Regions from separate parts of the Homo sapiens genome. Here region 2 is linked to region 1. The links are chromatin contacts, found by Hi-C in ENCODE. All regions are on one chromosome and are shown on one strand. The core of a region is the stretch at or near the end of the contact, and the rest is flanking DNA. Distances in the headings are between cores, read along the strand shown. Region 1 overlaps ARHGAP6 (Rho GTPase activating protein 6). Region 2 holds the start of ARHGAP6 (Rho GTPase activating protein 6).

Region 1 (7,695 bases), core at 2,392-4,891:
ACTAGTAAAATGGCAACCTGTAAGTCAGATATGCCAAAATAAAATATACATATACACAATATTAAGAATTCAAAAAATACAAATACAATAAAATCTTAAATCAGAATAATATGAATGTAATATAATAAATTTCAAAACTTGGATAAAATGGATAATTTTCAAGAAACATATAAATTACAAAAACTACTCAAGAGAAAACATAAAACCAGAACAAATAAATAACCATCAGAGAAATTCAATTGTCAATTTGAAGTCTGCCTTGAAAATGATATCCAGGCTCACAGGGTTTTATGATCTGTACAGACTATTTCAGAAAATGGAAAAAAATTACCCAATTCTCTGAAAGAAGCTAAAATGTTCTTTATACTAATTTGATAAGGACTGTATAAAAAATTAAAATATGAGAACTACCTGACAATGAACACAGATGTTAAAGTCTGGAAGAAAATATAGCAGGTATTTCTTAATGCATCATAAAATGTACATCAGGAATGCAAGGATGGTTCAATGGAAAAGCAAATCTAAAAATGAAAACACCACATTAGTAACTTACACATGAAAACCTATATCTGCATCTCATTGTATTTACCAAAAAATCCATAAAATTCATTACTCATTATTTTAAAAACTCTTAACAAAAATTAAAGAACTCCCAATTTTTAACTTGATAGACATTATTTTAAAATCTAAGACAAGATGTTAGATCACCACTTTCCCTCCAAACTTTTCTGAAGGCCACAATCAATGTAAATAAAACAAAACAAAAATAAAGGAGTTAAGATGTCTAAGAATTGGAAAGAAAGAGATAAAACAGCCCATACTGGCAAAAATATGATGATATTCCAAAGAAAATCTCAGAAATTCATAGAAAAACTATTAGAACAAGTTAGATAATTCAGCAAGGTTGTTTAATCAAGATCAACATTCAATCAATGCCCTTGCTATATCAGAGTAATAACAAATTAGAAAGTAAACATACCATACAAAAAAAATCAATGATAATCCTAAGGTTCCTAGGAATACATGCAAGAAAATTCATACAGGGTATGTTGAAAAAGTTTTAAAATATTGCTAATAACATATAATATTACTTTAGTAAATGGAGAGATATACCATTTCATGACATGAAGTCTCAATATCATATGTGTGCCAATTTTCCTAAATTAATATACAAATGCAAAACAATTCCACACAATATTCCAACATGATTAATCAGGAACTAGATAAGCATACCATAGAACTTATGTAAATGAAGAAGTGTTGAAGAATAGCCAAGAAAATTTTGAAGAATACTCTGTTCATCAATAGGAAAAGAGATAAAATAATTGATATTATACTCATAAAATGGAATATTATATAACAATTAAAATGGATAATTAGAACTATGCTGAGTAAAGAAAATATGTTGCAGAATAATGCCTATCAAATAATACCACTTACAGAGATTTTTTTAAACATGCAAAAATGCTGTTTAGTCATTAATACATAATACACAGGTCACAATAAATTGTCTTTATTATTATGCTTCTCCCAGTAATTAGGTCAAAGTGATTAGGAACCCACATCTGGCTTCAAGTCTTAGCTTTGCCCTTATTGTGTGATTTTGAGCATATTATCTAATCTCTGGTCCTCAGTTTCCTCATCTGTAAAGTGGAGAATTAACATTATTTACATGAGATTAATGAGAGATAAAATGCAATTACTAATCTAATTCACTCAGTACCTGGCGTAATAAGTAGTAATTTCTCATTAAGTGATGATTGCTATGGTAGACATCATTTCCACTATGGAGTTCAGAGACTGGTATATGCAACCTTCAAGCCTTCAGGTAGTGTACACTATTCAGAATAAAACTACTGTTTCCAAAAAATTAATATCCCTAATGGTTAGTTTTCCAGTCAATTCACTGCTTTTTGTCTCTATTTTTAGACCCACAGGTAAACTTTCATTAACAATGTAATATAAAAGTGAATGTCACTGGTAATTTGAGAATAAGTTGAAACAAAGATGAGGCATTTTTATTTGCAATAAAGCAATTCAATATCCAATTGTTTATTAGGCCACAGCTTTAAAAACAGCTGACTTGGGTAGTATTTGAGATTTTAGAAGAAAACAAAATGTACTAGATAGATCTGTCTGTCATCTAAAATGGTTGACATAGAGGAAAATATTTATGATTGTGCTGTCATGGCTAAGCTTCTGAAATAGACATCACAAAGTGATTTCACAGACAATTATTTGAAAGATACAGGGAAAATTCTATTATGGTTACATTTGAAAAGCAACTTTTCCCCCAACATCATCTTCTGATTCAGTAAAGGTATAAGTGAATCTGTAAAGAGGGAATTGTATTATTGTGTAATGCTGAGGATTTAAAGGATTTCTTATTGAAAGCTTACTAGTTTCTTTTTACAAAGCTTTCTTTTAAAACAGCTATATTCTCTGCATATTTTGCATACGTGCAAATGGTAGCAAGACAACATTTCTTTCTGTGATACTCTACAGCTAGTTGGGTCATCAGAGCATGAAGAGATTCTAACCATTCACAATTTTAGGTACTGCTGTGAACTAGAATAATAATAGCCATTTCCTCCAGAGCTCACCATCTAAGTGTCGCTAAAAATCTGCTACGTGAAAGCAAGTGAGCAATGAACAGATCAACTCCTTTTCCCTAGTACGGAGTCTTTTCCACAAAATGGATATAAGAAACGTTTGGCAAAACTGGAATTGTTTTCTCCCTGCTTAAATATTTCATGTGGGTATAAATACTTCCTGTCTTGTTATTAGCAGAAAATAATTATGTGTACTAATCATTCCATAATGTCCAACCACAGCTAATTTTGGTCATCTGCTTACAGTAAGTGTTTAATTATTATTACTGTCATATGATCATCCCCATGCTTCAGATACGTGTGTGTGTGTGTGTGTGTGTGTGTGTGTGTGTGTATACACGAGCTAGAGCTCGAGTCTTACAGATCTTCTATCTTTACTATCTTTACACATCTATACAAAATTACTTAGTTCATTCCAAGAGACAGCTAGGAAAGGAGGGAACCTGCCTACTTTCCTCCATCTCCACCACCTTCATCTGCCATTACCTTTAGTGGCTTCAACATCAGAGCATACAATTACCTCACAGTTCCACAGTTCTCTTAGGTCCAGAGAATTCTGTATTTGCAATTCATGAGTGTGGTCACCCCATCTTAGATATCTGCCATCACTTGGAAGTGCTTGACCTACAAATGTTCTCTGACTACCAACTTCTATCCTTCAATTTAACATATGTCTTTAATCTTTCTACATGTGCTCTTTGTGGTCATTTTTCACTCATTCATTTATGCATTCATTCATTAACAAATATTGATATTTATAATGTATGCCAAGCACTGCACTTGGAACATGGAATAAAATGATAAACAAGACAAACATGATCCCTGATCTAATAAAGCAATTATGAATATAAATATTATATATATTCATATATATATTCTCAATAGGACATTGAATCCTTAATAAAAATTTACTATAAGTCACTCTTAAATCACAAAGGAAGCATTCCATTATTAAAGCACATACTCCCACGAATTGTAAGACAAAGGCATTGCCTCTGTATCCAGGAATAAGCCGCTCCCCAAGGCACTGAGTGGCCACAGGATGGCTGGGCTGAGGCTCGCATTCACACACCCTTAAGAGTTCCCTGCCAAACCTGACCTCATGTTTCAACCACAAACACACAGCTAATAATAGCTTCTGCTCTTAACTTACAAAATACAATTCTTAAAGGCAATTTTTGAGAACCAGCCAGATTTCCAAAAGAAAAATTTCCAAAGCCTAACCAGTAACTACTACCAAAACAAAACTTCTCCCAGCAGGCATATGGCACTTTCAAGTCTCACCAGCAAAGTCCTTTGAAAAGAATCGAAGCTCCCCCAACTAGTGTGTGTGTGTGTGTGTGTATTCACCCTACAGGTCAAGTCTATTAATTACCTCCTGCCAGTTTCTGTTGTCTCAAAGTGACAAGCAATGGGTGGAAAGCTTTTGGGATAGGATCAACAAAAATGTATTACCAAATATATATATATGATAGATAGATAGAAAGTTGTTAGTAGAATTTGGCATGTGTTTAGTAGCTCTGAGGGAAATGTTTATGTAAAGCGTTACATTCAGTTAAAAAGAAAAGATGCAGTGTCATATGTTTTCCACCCTTCAATTTAAAAATCTGATTATAACCTCTTCAATACACTATTTAGGCTACTTGTAAAAGCAAGACATCCAAGAGGTCCAAGTCAAATGATTTCCAAAAGGGCAGATTATGAAACATATAGACATCAAATCCCACTTATGATATAGATGCCTGGGCCCTATAAATCTGTGGACAAATAAAATCCATCCTCTGTGCAGTTCTGTCAGGTCAAAAAGATGCTATGAGGGTGGGGACCATGTCTCTTCTGTTCACAAATGTATGTCTACTGCCTAGTGCAGTTAGCAAGATGGCTGGCATGTACTCAATAAACATTTGATGTTTGAGTTAATGATGAATGAAAGGATGGATGGATGGATGGATGGATGGACAGACAGAAAAGCAGATGAATGCAGATAGTTACCTGGACAGGCGGAGAATGAGTAGGGGTAGAGAATAATCAATGATTTAGGAAAAGATTTCTGACCAATGTTAACGACATTCTTCCTTTGACTGGCAATAAGACAAAATACTCTGAGCAAAGCTTTGAAGTTAGATGAATCAAAGTGTGGATCCTGAAGCGACCTTTGATTAAGTATGCAATGTTAATATGAATAGCATCACCTTTTTTGTCCGATTTCCTCATCGCTAAAATTGAAAAATAAAATTTATTTGTAGGATTATCGAGAGGATGGGATGGAGTAACAATGAAAGCGGCCGCTTGGCTGCCTGGCCAGGCACTGTTTTTTTTAAAATGCTGGGACAAGGTAAATTGAAGAGAGTTGATGATTGTCTCTATGCCAAAGGACATGTCACTCATGTAAATGGAACAGAGATAATAGTTCAGATAATTCAGGCCCCTGGAAATCTACAATCATTTCAAATATGCATAGATAAAAGATCTTGTGCAATGTCTGTGTTGTAGCCATATGTCTTTAAGTAAAATGCTCATCAAAATAATCAACTCTTCCCTCAAAAAGGTAAAATGGGCTGGGCACAGTGGCTCATGCCCATAATCCAAGCATTCTGGGAGGCCGAGCCGGGTGGATCACCTGAGGTCTGGAGTTCAAGACCAGCCTGGCCAACATGGTGAAACCTCATCTCTACTAAAAATACAAAAATTAGCCAGGCGTGGTGGCAGGCGCCTGTAATCCTAGCTACTTGGGAGGCCAGAGGTAGGAGAATTGCTTGAACCTGGGGAGCAGAGGTTGCAGTGAGCCAAGATCACGTGATTATACTCCAGCCTGGGCAACAAGAGCAAAACTCCGTCTAAAAAAAAAAAAAGTAAAATGGACTTTATTTCCAGTGTCTCCATAGCACGACTCCCCAAGTTCTAAGTGTTCCAATGTTATTTTAAGAGATCACAAACTACGGGCAAAGGGAGGCACAAAAGTCTACAGCAGGGAGCAGCAAACATTTTCTGTAAAGGATCAAATAAAAACTATTTTAGGCTTTGATAGCCATCCAGTGTCTGTCACAGCTACTCAAATCTGCTATAAAAGCGCCAAAGCTGCCACAGACAATATGTAAATAAAATGGGTGTAGCTATGTCCCAATAAAGCTTTATTTGGACCTTGAAATTTGAATTTCATGTCATTTTCATGTCATAAAATATTGTTTTGATTTTTTCCACCATTAAAAATATAAAAAGCATTCTTTGCTCACAGGATGTACAAAAATGCATGTATGAAAGGCTGAATTGGGCTCATGGGCCATAGTTTACTGACCCCTGGTCTACAGAAGGTGGTTTTTAAATACCCAGCTAGAGTGCTTTAAGGACTCAGGAATATTTGCCTTAAATATGATGTAAATGTTCTCCTAATCTGACAGTAAGAGTTAAGAATATAATATTTAATATTTCACCTAGAAATGAAGAACTATTGTTAAGCTACTCTATTAGTGAAATTTGTGAATACTTAAAACATGCAGGTATTTGCTGCCAGACACAGATTAGCTAATATCTACATTTTCTAGCAAAGACATTAGATTAAGAAAACAAAAGTAAGGGGAAATAATTTTCTTCTGGTTTCAGCTTAATCAATTGTTGAAGTGTGTTTTAGAGTGATGACAATTGGAAAGGTATTAAATATACTTCATTTCCCAATAATACATAACAACTTGCCATCCTGCTGCTAGAAAGCCTTTGGGGTTACCATTTATGTGACTTTATTAAAACCTGCCTTTATGGGTAGAGAATTGAAATACCTTAAACATAGCTTAACTATTAACATTTGCAAAGCTCCAATTTGATTTGAACACTAATCCTCTAAGTTAGAGACTTGGAATTATTTGTTCTATTCTTTATTTTCCTTTAGCAAATTGCAGCTTTAATTGACGTAATTATAACTCCCACAGATTCCGCATGAATGGTCACAGTGTAAAGAACATAATATAATTTCTACTTCTGTCTGGTACATTAAGACCCAGCAGGAACTGAGGAAATTAGAATTGTCAAATTAGAAATTTCCAGTTCTCACAAATACATGTATTTAAGTGGATGCCCTGCCATATGTAGTTTAAAACATGCTGTAATGGGCACTGCTGGTAGCCACCACATCTTCTAAGATCCCTTTTACTAACTTTGTGTGTCCATCCCTTGGCTTTTGTGGGCTTTGCTGCTAGTGACTGGCACCTGTCCCCTTTGTGCTGAAGCCAGCTCACACATGCCAGAAGTGCCTGAGACACTTAGCCATTGACTGGTGTGTGAGTACCAATGCCCAGAGCCTTTGCCTCATGGTGGAACAAACTCTGAGGTATAATTTACCCTCCCAAGCACCCCGTGGGATCTAGGCTGACCCTGGGACTCCACCCAAAACTACACCCTTGCTTGGCTTCTTCCCCTTCCTACTCCACTACTGTTCTGGCTTCTTTCTAAAGCTCTTCCCTACAAATCACTAGCACTCAAACCCTTAGCTCTGTCTGCTTTGTGGAGAATACAACCTAAAACATATGCAATTGTCTAAATGCTGCTGGTAACAGCTACGGCTACCTGGACAAACATGCCTTGGTTTTTGTTTTACCTTTTCCCTTATAGTATTGGCTGTGTGTCAATACACCCTCCCTGTCCCAGTGCCATGAATGCCTTTGCAGAAACAGTCATAAGCTTGCCTATGAGTAGGATCTCTTTAAACTTACCTTTTGTTTCTCTCTACCTCCCCCATTACTTCTCCATACCTTCTTCTGAGGGACTGAGCCACTGGGAGACCTCCTGTGACCTGCCATGATGGGTCATTTTTAGCATCACTCCACTATACCCACTGTTTCCAATTCACTGACATTCCATCACCCTTTCATATTGCATGTAGCCTGTTGGAGTTCAATCAACCTATATTTACTGAGCACCTGCTTTGTGTGCTTATTCCTCATAGGAAATGTGGAAGTGGAAGGCGTCTGGACAGACTAGCATTTGAGTTCTAAATCACAGTACTGACAAGCTGCACAACCTTGAACCATTCACTAGACAAGATGCATTGAGCTTCATTTTTCTGATCTATAATGAAGGAATTGATGCCTCC
Region 2 (6,797 bases), core at 710-3,209, 36 kb after region 1:
GCCTGCAGCACTAACAGAAAACCAGAACACCATCTCTTTCTCCAGCTCCCACGACTGCTCCAAAGTAGAGCCAACAAGTCCTACAAGACGCACAAGCGGGTGGCCACTAGGGACATCCCATTTCCAGGCACCATTTAGCAAGTAGAAGAGGAAAACCCACACCACGGAAACCCCTTAGTGGGTGCCTTGCTCTGTAAATGTAATGGAATTAAAGGCGGTCTCCTGAAACTGCCTGGGGGCCTCCTCCTTGGGCCGTGGGACGCGCAGCGCTGGTCCCTACCTCGGATTTCCACACGACGTAGGGGTGCCCGCGACTGTCGGGTGGGGACTGGAACTTCCTCTGCTGGAGCCACCTCCTAGGAGAAGCGAAGATGCCATTGGGGCCTCCCCCGGATGAACAGAGGATGCTGGAAGCGCTTCGGCTACTGGCTGGCCCGGCCAGGACAGAAGGCAGGTCCCAGGCCATGCTCTTCTTGAGGCCGCCGCGACCCAGGGGAACCTCATAGTCAAAGTGAAAGCTGCCGGATGGTGACTTCTCCTGCGGGGTGCTGGGTGTGGAGAAGGACGAGCAAAGAGGTCCAGGAGGCGGTAGCCTGGTGGCCCTGGGGGGCGGACCCCGGGAAGAGGACGCCAAGCGAGGGCCGAGACTCTCGGCTGGGAGTGATGGGGAGTAGAGGCGGCCCGCCGTGGCTCCCCGCGCACTGCCCTCCGCGCCCGCCTCGTCGCTCCCGCAGCCGCCGATCAGGGCCGGGTCCAGGCTGCGGGTCTGGCGCAGCTTCCTCTTGGAGAAGCCCTTGGCCGAGGCCGCGCTACTTGAAGCGGGCGAGGAACAGGAGAAGACGCTGTGGAGCAGGCTCTGCGCGGACATCTCGGCGGGGCTGCACCTGAGGACCACCTCCTCCTCCCTCCCTGGACGCTGGTGGCTTTGGGTCGGGAACCGAAAGGGACTCAGGCAAAGGTGCCAGGCGGGGCTGGCCCGGGGTTTGCCCAGGGCAGTGGAGAGCAAAGCCCAGCTCACGCGCCGCCGGTGCGCTCCAAGTGCCCCGGCGGCGGCAGGAGCAGCAGATCCATCACCAGCCTTCTAGGAAAATGGGTCTGGGGACCTCCTGCAGCCGCTAGAACCTTCCTCCGGAGCCCAAGACGCGAAGAGGGTCAGGAAGAGGAGGAGGAAGGTCAGGCGCTCGCTGGGTTCCCAGCTCCAGCCTGCCAGCGCCACTCCCCCTTCCTAGCTGAGGCGGGAGACGCAGCGCTCCTGCTCGCTGGCTCTGGATGGCCTCTAAGACTCCAGCAAGCTCCTCCTTGCGGCCCGAGGACAGTCCCGAGGGCCAGGGAGAAGGCTGCCTGGGCGTGCGCCCAGGGCGCGTCCACCGCGCTCCCGGCGCCGCGAGAACTTCCTCCCGCTCCTGAGCCGGGCGCCTGAGCTGCGCCTCCCTGCACTCTCTCCTTGCCCCGGCGCCCGAGGTTGCGCGCCTGGCCTCCGCTGGGCTGCTGCGCCCACTCTTCCGACTGCAGAGGCTCAAGGGTTGTTCCAAGCTCAAGGTTCCCGCGGGGTCTCTGTCTTGCTGCAGTGTGGGGACACCGAGCGTGCTGCGCCCGGGACCTCCAAAGACTGCGTGCCCACGGTGGGATGGAATTCCCGGCGGCGCTCAGCGCTCTCCGTGGAGGAGGGAGCTCAGGAGACAGCCCCAAGGCCGGGTGTGTGTGTTCCGCCGGAGAGGAACACGCTATTCGCAGCCCAGCCTTGGGCCCAGGGCAGACGCGGAGATGACCCCGTACGCTCGCTCTAGAGGCAGCGGGAAGGGGGCGGCCAGGACGTGTAGAGCTGGAGGAATGCCGGGGCTGGAGCTGGGGCGGAGCCAGGAGCAGGAGAAAGCAGAACGTGAAGAGTTTTCCAGGCGCCAAACCTGCAAGCGGCGAGGAGAGAAGGCAGCTCGCCACTGATACCGGGTCTCCTGGGGAGAAAGTCGTGAGGACGGAAGTGCGGACCTTCTCCCCCGTCTCCCCACCCCCAGATCAAGGGTCGCGCCAGCTCCACTCACGTTTCTGGAAAGGAAGGGAAGTGTCAGATTGCACCCCACCCACTGGTGTCAGATGGGCAGCCGGGGACGATTGCTCTGAAGTTGGAGTTAAATCTCCTGCCTTTTCTCCCCGCGCCCCCCCACCCCGCCCTGTCCCGGCTGTTTTTGTTTTTAAAAAGGAAGGATAGATAGGAAACTGTCTAAAAGCAGTGGCTGCCGATGAATGAGCTGGAGATGGAGACCTACTAAGAAAGTGGAGGGGGAGGAGCCTTTGCCGTGGAAGGGGTCCTGAGCACGTGCGGAAACGTGCTCTAGGAGGAGGGGTGAGTGAGGCCGGGTAGGGGGCAGGCGCCGGGCGCAGCTTCAGCCCAGAGGCTGCAGAGATTGGCGCTCACAAAGCGATCTGTCTCCGCGTCCCGCTCTGGGACGCCTCGGGTCTCAGCGCGGTGGCCACAGTCCTGGGAAGCTGGAGAACGCTGGGGAAATCAATCTTCCCGGCAAGGAGATGAGTCTGAAAGCAGCTTCTCCCGCTGTCGGACCCCTGGAATCTATAAAGCGCAAAGCCTCGCCCTCTTGGAGGGCTTTTTGATGTAACAGTTAAGCTTTGCAATGCAACTTACAACCATCTCAGCAGGGAGCAGACAGAATGTTGGAAATGTCTACTTTGTGTTTGTGTCCTCTTTTATCACTTAGGGATGAAGATAATTTTATATAAATGTAAAGGTGACTCTACCATTTCTTTTATTTTGGAGAAAAAATACAATGAAATTATAAATACAGATGTTGGACACGAACATTCCTCTTGCATATCTACCAGAATTGTCCAAGTTTGATTCTGGAAGACTTCCTTTATTCCCTATGACATATTCAGGGGAAAAGTTAATTTACTTAGACTCTTTGAAAAGCGTGTTTGGTGTTCCTAGGTGTTCAGCTATTTTGGAGGAGGTACGTCATGAAATCTAATTAGGAGAATTCGTTGTCTCCACAAAGGGCGTCGGGCTCCCAGGTCTTGGCTGTACTCGTTTTTTGTAAACGCAGCCGAACAGACTGCACCCTTAGAGATTTTTTTTCCGGTAGCTTTAATGAGCTATCTGCTGTCTGAAGACAGAGTTCGATTCTAGTTTCCCATCCCCCATCGCTGTCCATCTCTTCTCACCCTGAGCTTCTTAAGTATTTTCAGCGGCTGTCAATCAGGTGTGCTGCTGACAGGCACAGTGTTTAAAAAGAGCTCTTGCTCCCCTGCCTAACTACACCCAGGCCAAGTTACATTTGGGGGCTTGTTGGCATTGGCTTTCTTCCCTCCTCATACAAGTCACATTAGAAGTAAAAGTGTGTGGGTCTTGTCTGCCCTTTCTTTAGTAACAAAACTGTAATTTATCACTGGTAATGGAAACACTTAATGTCTCTACCACTGGGATACGAATGCATGGTTATGCCTCATTGCATGGTTATGCCTCAGTGGAGTTTGGCATTCGGGGTAGATGGTTAACAGAGTCACTTCACAGAATCACTTATAACTCAAGGGGGGTGAGCAACTTGATGATTGTATTTGATGATTTATATATTTCTCTAACCCCATATGATAACCATGGGGTAGCAAATGAACCCCTGCCATGACTGTATAGGCTAGTATGAATGCCCCCAGGCACAAGGGCATACATTCTTGCTCATGGGTGTTGGAGAGCCAACCAGCAGAGGGATTCTTCTATTAGCACTCCTAGGGCTTGGAACACACACATGCCAGTTAATTCATCATCTAGTTTCCAAGTGTTCCTGACCCTCCAGGAAACTGGAAACTTGTGTCATTGTTGGGAACAGTGAATAAATTGTTTTAAATATTAATCAAATTAGACTGGGGCTCCTTTTAAAAACTCAGTGTAAGTATGTGTGCTTTTAATACCTGGGGCAGGGGATGTTGATGTTCTTCTAGAAAGACTTTGTAAGAATTTTTTTGGATTTTTTTAAAACTATTTTGATTTTCAACCTGACTGCTATTAGGTTTACCTTGCAGTCATAGTGGCTTATGGTGGATTCATTCATTCCTATTTAAGGCATTCTATTTAACTCTTGTTTGTTATATATTCTCTTTGTTTATATAGACTCAACTCACATTGGCCTTTCTGATCAACTGTCAGGTTATGCCAAATTCAGTTAAGGAAGATCTATGGGTTTTGGTTACCAATTTCAAAAAATGGCTGGTTTTGTTACATTGCTTCCCAGAATCCTTCTTACAATTCATCAGCTAGCTTCAGAAGCATTATAATTGGTAGTCAAGAAATAAATAGTTTTAATGTATATGCTTTCAAAAGCAGGTTTCTAAGACTTTGCTTTGCTTCTCTATTAGGGCATTTGATATTGAAAATAGTGCCTATATTTGTTAATTTTTTCCTCAGAGACAAAGTTAATCAAAGACTTGGGATACCTTTCATTAAAGAGCAGAACATTCTGTTCACTATTCATTCCCAATGATAATTATTGTAGACATCTAGGATTTAAAAAACATCTTATGCTATCTATTCCATCTGGTCATGGCACAAGAATATTCCAATGGAAGTTCTAGAATCCTTGGACTGACATCAAGCTATCCTCTTATCAGAGATCCTAGAAAACTCATCAGTATTCTTTCTATTCCCTTGAGAGACTGTTCTACAAACACACACATCTTACTATCAAAGGATATATTCTGATGCTTAACCTAAATTTCCTTTTCCTTAACTTTATCCCTTGAAGCTTTTCATATCTCCAGCCAAAATTCCTCTTTATCCTTGGTGTTTAGACCCCAAAGCTATTTGTAGATTTTTATCATGCCCTTTGGGTCTGACTCTGTGGTTTGGCTACACTATAAAGTTCATATTTTGCTTTAAAACCATCACTGTAGATGATCTTTTCTGGACTCCCTCCAGTTGCTTTTGTTTTTCAGTCCTGAGGTCCAATATTCCAGGTTAGGGCATCCTATTTTGCTCTTGTTTGTTATATAATCCCATTGCTTAAACAGTCTCAAATCACACTGAACTTTCTGATTGAGTGTCATATAATATTTCAGACTTCTATCTGATTGGCTCCCAACTTTTAGCATTGTTGATTTTCATTTCATCCTGCCCATGTCTCTCAAACTGATCATGATCCCCCGATATCATTTCTATGTTCTTAGTGGGTAAACAGTTCACAGCATCTCACTTGCCCATAAAAGTCCGGGTTCTGTCTCCAAGCTCCTGAAACATGAAAAAGAAGCATCATTTAAATCTGTGTGACATGCATGGAATACATGAGAGATATGTGGAGAAATTTTACAAGGCTTAAGAATGCAAATTGCATTAAATAGCCCAACTTCCCCATGCCTGAACTAAAAATGTTTCTTTAGATTCCTATGCCAGCTGCCAAAGCACTTAAATTACAATCGACAAACGTCAGTGGAGGTAAACCTAGAGTCTTTGAGTACAGGAAATTTTTGTCTTCTATTACATTTATATACCAACAGGCAAGGTTTTTGGCTCAATATTTTGGATCAATTTCACATAGCCCAGAATTGGAACCATGAACCCTCCAGGTACACACTTGAGGTTTTAATATTCCTCTAGTTGATATCCAGACCTGTGAAATTTTTTTTTCTGACGTTATATTCGGAAACCCAAATGACTATTCTTATTCATCTTTCCCAGTTTTTCCCCACTCTGTGTGCCTAATTTTGCCATTTCTCACCAATTGTGACCTTAAAAAATTAAATTCAGTAAAAGAAAACGACTGTATCTGTGTCAGCATCTGCATTGAACACACGAACATCCACTTGCAACATTGTCCATTTTCTCATTTTCTGTGCAAATATTAGCAACATGTTCTATGTTTTCTAGTGTTTAATATTTATCTTCTAGACTTAAAAAAGCAGGAGTTTGGCATAGGCACATTTTCTGCCTTTTCGCTTACATGTTTATTTCTTGAGCAGGTATGAGTACACTATTTTTTTCTTCTTTTTTTTTTTTTTTTAAATACAGTTTCACTCTGTGGCCCAGGCTGGAGGGCAGTGGCGCCATCTTGGCTCACTGCAATCTCCACCTCCCGGGTTCAAGCGATTCTCCTTCCTCAGCCTCCTCAGTAGCTGGGATCACAGGCACCTGCCACCATGCCCGGCTAATTTTTGTATTTTTAGTAGAGATGGGTTTTCACCATGTTGGCCAGCCTGGTCTCAAAGTCCTGGCCTCAAGTGATCCTCCTGCCTCGGCCTCCCAAAGTGCTGGGATTACAGGCATGAGCCACCACGCCTGGTCGGGGTACACTATTTCTAAATGTTAACCATCCTATTTTCACTTGCCCAAGTTAGCAGGGCAAGTGAAAAACAAGGCTGTATAAGAATCTTAAACCAAGTTGCAGTGTAGATGTGCTCAGCAGGATCACAGGGGCAACTCCTGAACCAAACAGTGGTTACTCTACCTGTGGCATGTGAACGAATCTTCCAATATCAAATCCTAAATGTATGACCATCATCCCTTTTGCTTTAGGCTTTGAATCTTGATCTCAGGAGACTTTTAGAAATATAAATTGGCTGAAAGCCAAATTCAGTTTTGGTTGATAAACATTTTTGAACACACACTGTGTGCTAGTGGCATTCTTTGTTCTATCTTTGTGGTGAAAGTGTACTTAGAATCTCAAAATAAGTTAAATTTATCTGAACCTGGTATATAATTCAGCTGTACTAGCTACTTAAACTAATTTTTAAAATCTTCTGTAGCATATGTCTCAGAACTACTTTTGAGGATGAAGAATTCTGTAATAATGTAAACAATT

The links. A loop is a pair of places that touch in the nucleus more often than their neighbours do.
Region 2: a loop to region 1 is called in a map of prostate gland, with 3 times the contacts of the local background. The contact joins the promoter of ARHGAP6 here to the enhancer-like site in region 1. A Hi-C loop is called at or near these places in 2 of 168 maps with a recorded cell type or tissue (posterior vena cava and prostate gland) and 2 of 37 single-sample maps with no recorded cell type.

What each region holds. Positions count from the first base shown.
Region 1 is chrX:11,626,075-11,633,769 of GRCh38, forward strand. All of the region lies in intron 1 of ARHGAP6 (Rho GTPase activating protein 6), which reads right to left. Among named protein-coding and RNA genes, the nearest start is that of ARHGAP6, 36 kb to the right of the region's middle. RefSeq lists a silencer at 3,632-3,741. Within about 2 kb of position 3,642, at least 3 of the 41 ENCODE cell types and tissues checked have a DNase peak (open chromatin) inside an H3K27ac peak, as active enhancers do.
Region 2 is chrX:11,663,961-11,670,757 of GRCh38, forward strand. It overlaps ARHGAP6 (Rho GTPase activating protein 6), which reads right to left and starts at 1,960. Exons shown (of 13, transcript NM_013427.3): 1 at 281-1,960. The coding sequence starts at 868.